Regions from separate parts of the Homo sapiens genome. Here region 1 is linked to region 2. The links are chromatin loops, found by intact Hi-C in ENCODE. Cell type or tissue: GM12878. All regions are shown on one strand.

What was found. Hi-C counts contacts between places; a loop is a spot of excess contacts. Peaks named below come from ENCODE experiments on the same cell type or tissue, not always from the same donor. Only the 100,000 strongest peaks of a DNase experiment are listed, where the experiment ranks them.
Region 1: it touches region 2 in a loop (6-fold over the local background); 3 of 110 quality-filtered maps call a loop at or near these places.

The regions. Positions count from the first base shown.
Region 1 is chr2:58,870,424-58,872,923 of GRCh38, forward strand. The region is part of intron 3 of LINC01122 (long intergenic non-protein coding RNA 1122); the gene reads left to right. Among named protein-coding and RNA genes, the nearest start is that of LINC01793, 350 kb to the right of the region's middle. In GM12878, a CTCF peak has its summit at 1,536 (motif pointing left); DNase peaks (open chromatin) are centred at 458 and 1,298.
Region 2 is chr2:57,758,882-57,761,381 of GRCh38, forward strand. No RefSeq gene overlaps it. Among named protein-coding and RNA genes, the nearest start is that of VRK2, 290 kb to the right of the region's middle. RefSeq lists an enhancer at 1,013-1,307. In GM12878, a CTCF peak has its summit at 1,131 (motif pointing right); DNase peaks (open chromatin) are centred at 1,120 and 1,780; H3K4me3 peaks cover 666 bases; H3K27ac peaks cover 650 bases.

The DNA.
Region 1 (2,500 bases), 1.1 Mb after region 2:
TTGAAAGTAATATGGGTCAGTTTACATTTGCAAAAGAAATTTCAGTGGCATTACAGTAAGTCTGGAACAGAAACCAGACAGCAACATGCTTTCCACAAGAAATTTTAAACCAACTAAATGATTTATATTTGAATTATAACTTGTAAAATTAAAGTAATTCATGCATATTATAATAATTTGGGGTAATTAATGCTAGATGCTGTAACAACCCCAAACTCTCATTGGCTTATTTTCTTATTCACATAAAGTCCAGTGTAGATGTTGTTAGTTAACAACAAGTGGTCTTCAAAATAGTTCTTCAAGGACCCAGGTTCTTTGCATCTGATGGATCCATCATCCCTTCTGGCCTTTGATTCTTTTTGCTGGAGACTTGGTATTTGATCAGGGATCAGGGAAAGAGAGAGGGTAAAAGATCATGTGATACATTTTTATGGGCTATGCACAGAGACGCTGTTATCACTTTCTCTCACATTCCATTGGCTAATACTCAGTCACATGGCCATCCACCTTCAAAGGAGGCTGGGAAATGTAGTCTGTGTGTCCAGGAAGTAAAGGGAACAGGTTTTGATGAACACATAGCAGCCTGCAACGTACAAATAGCTTAAAAATTTATAGGCACAGAGGCTTACAACAAAAAATTGAAAAATAAACTCTTTTCTACCTCCTAGCCCATTGGCAGTGCCCTGAGTAATGTACCTCTGATTCCTTTTTTAGAGCATGTGACAGCAAGATTGCCTCTATGTTTAGCTCAATGTAACATACATGTTGTGAAGCAGGAGAAAGCATTACATTTCAGATTATTAGAGTAATTCCAGGTCAAAGATCCAGAGTTCAGTGAGGTGTGTCACCCACCAGCCATTTGGGTTGAAGCATCAAGGTGTCCCCATCACTTTAGGGCAGGGTTTCTCAGTCTCAGCACTACTCACATTTTGGAATGGGTAATTCTTTGTTGATAGGGGCTGTCCTATATATTGTAAGATGTTTAGCAGCATTCCTTGGCTCTACCCACTAGGTAGTAGTAGTAGTAGTACCCCTCCCCTTACTTGTGACAATTGAGCATTCCCTGACATTGCATATGTATCCTGGAAAGTAAAATAACCCCTAGTTAGGAACCACTGCCAGAGAGGTTGAACCTGGGAGACTCAGAGAGAAGAAGACAGATTCTGTCACTGTGGGCCTCAGATGATGGCACCACTGAGTTTTAAAGGTAAGAATTCCCCTCAGCTTGAGTTGTAGAGAAAGATGAGGATGTGAAAGAATACCATTGCTGAGGTACTTTGGTGTGAAAGACGCAGTTAGGTACAGCACACCATCATATTACTTTAAGATCCAGGAATGACTTTCTTCGTGACTCCAGCCAATACTATTCTCCATGCCTCATCCTTATCACATCTACTAGTCAGAAACATGGCAACACTTGAACAGAAGTTGGGAGTTTAAGGACAAAGAAAGCTAGGTATCAACTTGATTTATCTAGCTGAGGTAGACCAGACCTTTTTTTTTTTTCCCCCTGAAGTGCAGCCCCCTGGTGGATAAAGATTTACTCTACATCTCTGATTCAGCTGCCCTGTGGAGACAGACATTAAAGAAGAATTAAGAATGAAGACAAGAATATTGATCTCCCTCACCAATCTCCTCTAACCGATACCTCTTAATCACAGAACAAATTGGAGTCCCGGTAAACTACTTTAATGAGCATCCATTCTATTTCTTAGTTCACATGATGGGAAGAGAAGCTATCTTGCTGTCTCCCTACCTGGTTTCTCTTTATTTGTGTTTGTAATTCACTTTCTCATACCATGTCTATATTTCATTTTATGTATACATGCATATATATATATACACATACACACACACACACACACACACACATATATTATTTCACATTTTCATCTGTGTTTTGCTGTAACACTGGAGGTTTATTATTTTAGATTGTTGTGAGGCACCTGAATATTTTGCAAGACAATGAGCCTCTAGAATCTTGGTATCCAAGGAACTAATTTCGTGCAGCAAGAGAAAAAAAAAAGGTAAGCAAAAGAAAACAGTAACTATACATCTGGATTCTAGACAGTGTTAGGATGGCATAACTTGTTCCCATCTGAGTGAATTCAGTGGATTTGTATTATACAGTGCCTGCTTAAAACGTGTAGCCAAATCAGAGCCATTCTTTAAATTAAAAACAAACCCCATGGCTTTTGCAGCACTGTGTGCCTTGTATTTGCAACTCTGTTCAGTGAAACAAACTCTTGTCCCAAGAGAGTGGGCAGACAGGAGAGCTCTTAGTGCACAAGCATAAATTTCTTCCTCCTTCCAAATGATATTTTATAAAATTGTAAAGGAAATTGACACCTGAAAGTGCCTGGGTAATGCCATGTCATAAACTTTGTACTGTAAATTGGAGAGCTGGGGTAGACTGTGTTTTGAGCAGCAGGCTACGTACCCAGAAACTGGGCCTATGTTCCCAGGCCTGTCCCTGGCTTTGTGTCACCCAGGGGAAATC
Region 2 (2,500 bases):
GCCAAGAAAGGAAGTATCACAAACTGGGCACAAATTAACCTAAAACCAAAGAAAGGAGGAAGAAAATAAGTGGACTCAACAGCCTCAAATCACACCAGTTGCTTCAGAGCAATACCGTTGCTTTCAGATGTTTCTCCTTCGATTCTTTTCATAGGGTCTGTGGTTGTTGTTGCTTATTATAACTCTAAAGCCAAATATACTATTACATTTAGTGAGATGTCTGTGGAGATGGAAATGAGACCATCACGATTCTCACTATCATATGCAGTCGTTTTTTACTTCTTTTCCAGAGATCTGCTGGCCCCCACATCTTTATGCAAAGGGGTAAATGCCATCATAAAGAGGGACAAGCAAGATGTGTACACCAGGTGCACAGAATGTTCTCTGTGGGCGGATCAGCCTAAAAGGTGGAGATAACTGGAGGTGAAGAGGAAGCTGAGTGGTATGCAAAGTGGGAGGGAGGCTAGACAGAATGAAGCCTTTGACCTTGGAAGAGCTGCGTACTAGTGAAGTAGAGGGAGGGGGAGGGAGAACGGAATGAGGAATTCCTTGCTGTAATATATTCGGGTAAAAATGGGGCTGTCATCTTGAGCTACAAGTTAGAAAGTTATTACTTTTAATATGCCACTACCTTAGGCCTATACTGTTATGTAAAAGAAAAATAACCTTGTGTGACAGTTTAACATTGATCGATGTGCCTGCCAAATGCAAAGAGATAAATAAGCAGGTGATGAATAAACAGCACTTCAAGTAAAGACATTACGCTGCATGCATAAAACGGCGCCAGGCACCTAGGAGCTGTGGGTGGCCGAAGGTTGGCCATTTCATGCCCACTCAGTAAAGCAGACTTAATCGCTTCCAATATTTTCTGTTAAAAAGCACGCTTAATGAGCCAATTTCACAAGCCCAGAGAAACTGATTATTATCTCTGAGTTCCAAGAGAGTTGGTTGTTTTCCAAGAGCCAGGTTTTTTTTTTTTTTCCTTGATGGGATAAAAAACCTTTTTTAGAAAGAGAGAGAGGGGCGTAGGAGAGAGAGCAAGAGAGAAAGGGAGAGAGGGGGAGTGAGGGAACGACCGAGCCAGCAAGAGGGCACTGAGAGCCAGCTGGCAGGGGAGAGATGGCCACTAGATGGCAGTGTTACCCCGCCGTCGGCACCCGGCCCGGGCTGGGAACTGGACAGGACCATTTGGCGGAAACGTGGCATGGTGAATAACGCTGAGAGCTGTGCCTCGAGAGTTCAGACCCGACCCTCCGCCCTCCTCGGGCCTTTTGTCCACAATTTTTCCATCCTCCAGCCCATACAAGGCGAGGAGACAAAAGGGGCAGTCCCCGAATGGCCTCCCTCTGAGAGCCCAGGGCTCTGATTCTTCTATGCAGCCTTCTTTCACAAAGTACAGGGGTCCCTTCGTCCGATTAGACTGAGTTCTTCCTGAATTTTTTTCTTTTTCTTCTTTTTCTTTTTATTTTTTTACCCTGGGAGGCTTGCAATCTCTGCATCCCTCACAGGACTAAGCATCTGCTTCTGAAGGCATGGAAAATTCCAACAGGATAAACCTATCTCGTTTTTCACCATGTATTTACTTTAGGGCAGGTTATTTTCTTCTTGCCTCTTATTTTGCACACTTTTTTTTTTCACTTTCAGTAAAAAGTGTGAACAAAAGGAATTTACCCCCATAGGAAAAGATTGGGAGTAGGGAAAGGGAGAGAGCACCCCTTAGGAAGCCAGCTGTCCTTCAAAGAGTTTCATTATGTATCTTCCTCCAGCTACACCGCAATGTGGTGAACGCCACAGAAACACAGGGTTATTGTCACCAACTGCAGTTATTCAATTGCCACTAGGAGAGAGGACCCAGCAAGGAGACCTCAGCATATAATTAACTCGGATATTTTTTAAAAATTGAAATGAACTGTTGTTAGGTTCTAAATTGAGATGCAAGTTAATTATTTATGAATATTCATAGAAAACTTGAACAATTTCCAAACTTGGCCTTTAGTTTCTCATCAGTTAACCAAATAGTTGATGTGTATTTTTTCTGTAAGATAATTTTCTCTTAATGTGCACTGGAACTACCAACTTCATTAAGATTTTTGAGATTCATTTTGCCTTGTGATGAATCAAAAGGGAATGGACTTAGTAACAGAGAAAATAAAATGTTCATCTCTTATCTTTTACTTATACATAAGAGAAGAATGAAATGACACTCAGCAAAAATTAGTCAGTTATGGTAACAAAAAAAACTGGCATATTTGAGGAACATTCAGAAGAAGCAGATCAATGTTCTGTATGTGTATAGGGGGAAAAGGAGGAAGGGTAGGGAGTGTTTGGGGAGTGGAAGGTGGCCATAGATATGAAACCACCGAAAGAAGGAAGGTACCCAACTCCCAGGAACTTATTCCAGGTAATCATGTACCTGTGATGGGTTCAGGATATGCTTCTCCCAAATATGGCACCTTGGCATTTGAAAAACAAGAAGCAGGACAGTCGCCCTTACTTTCTT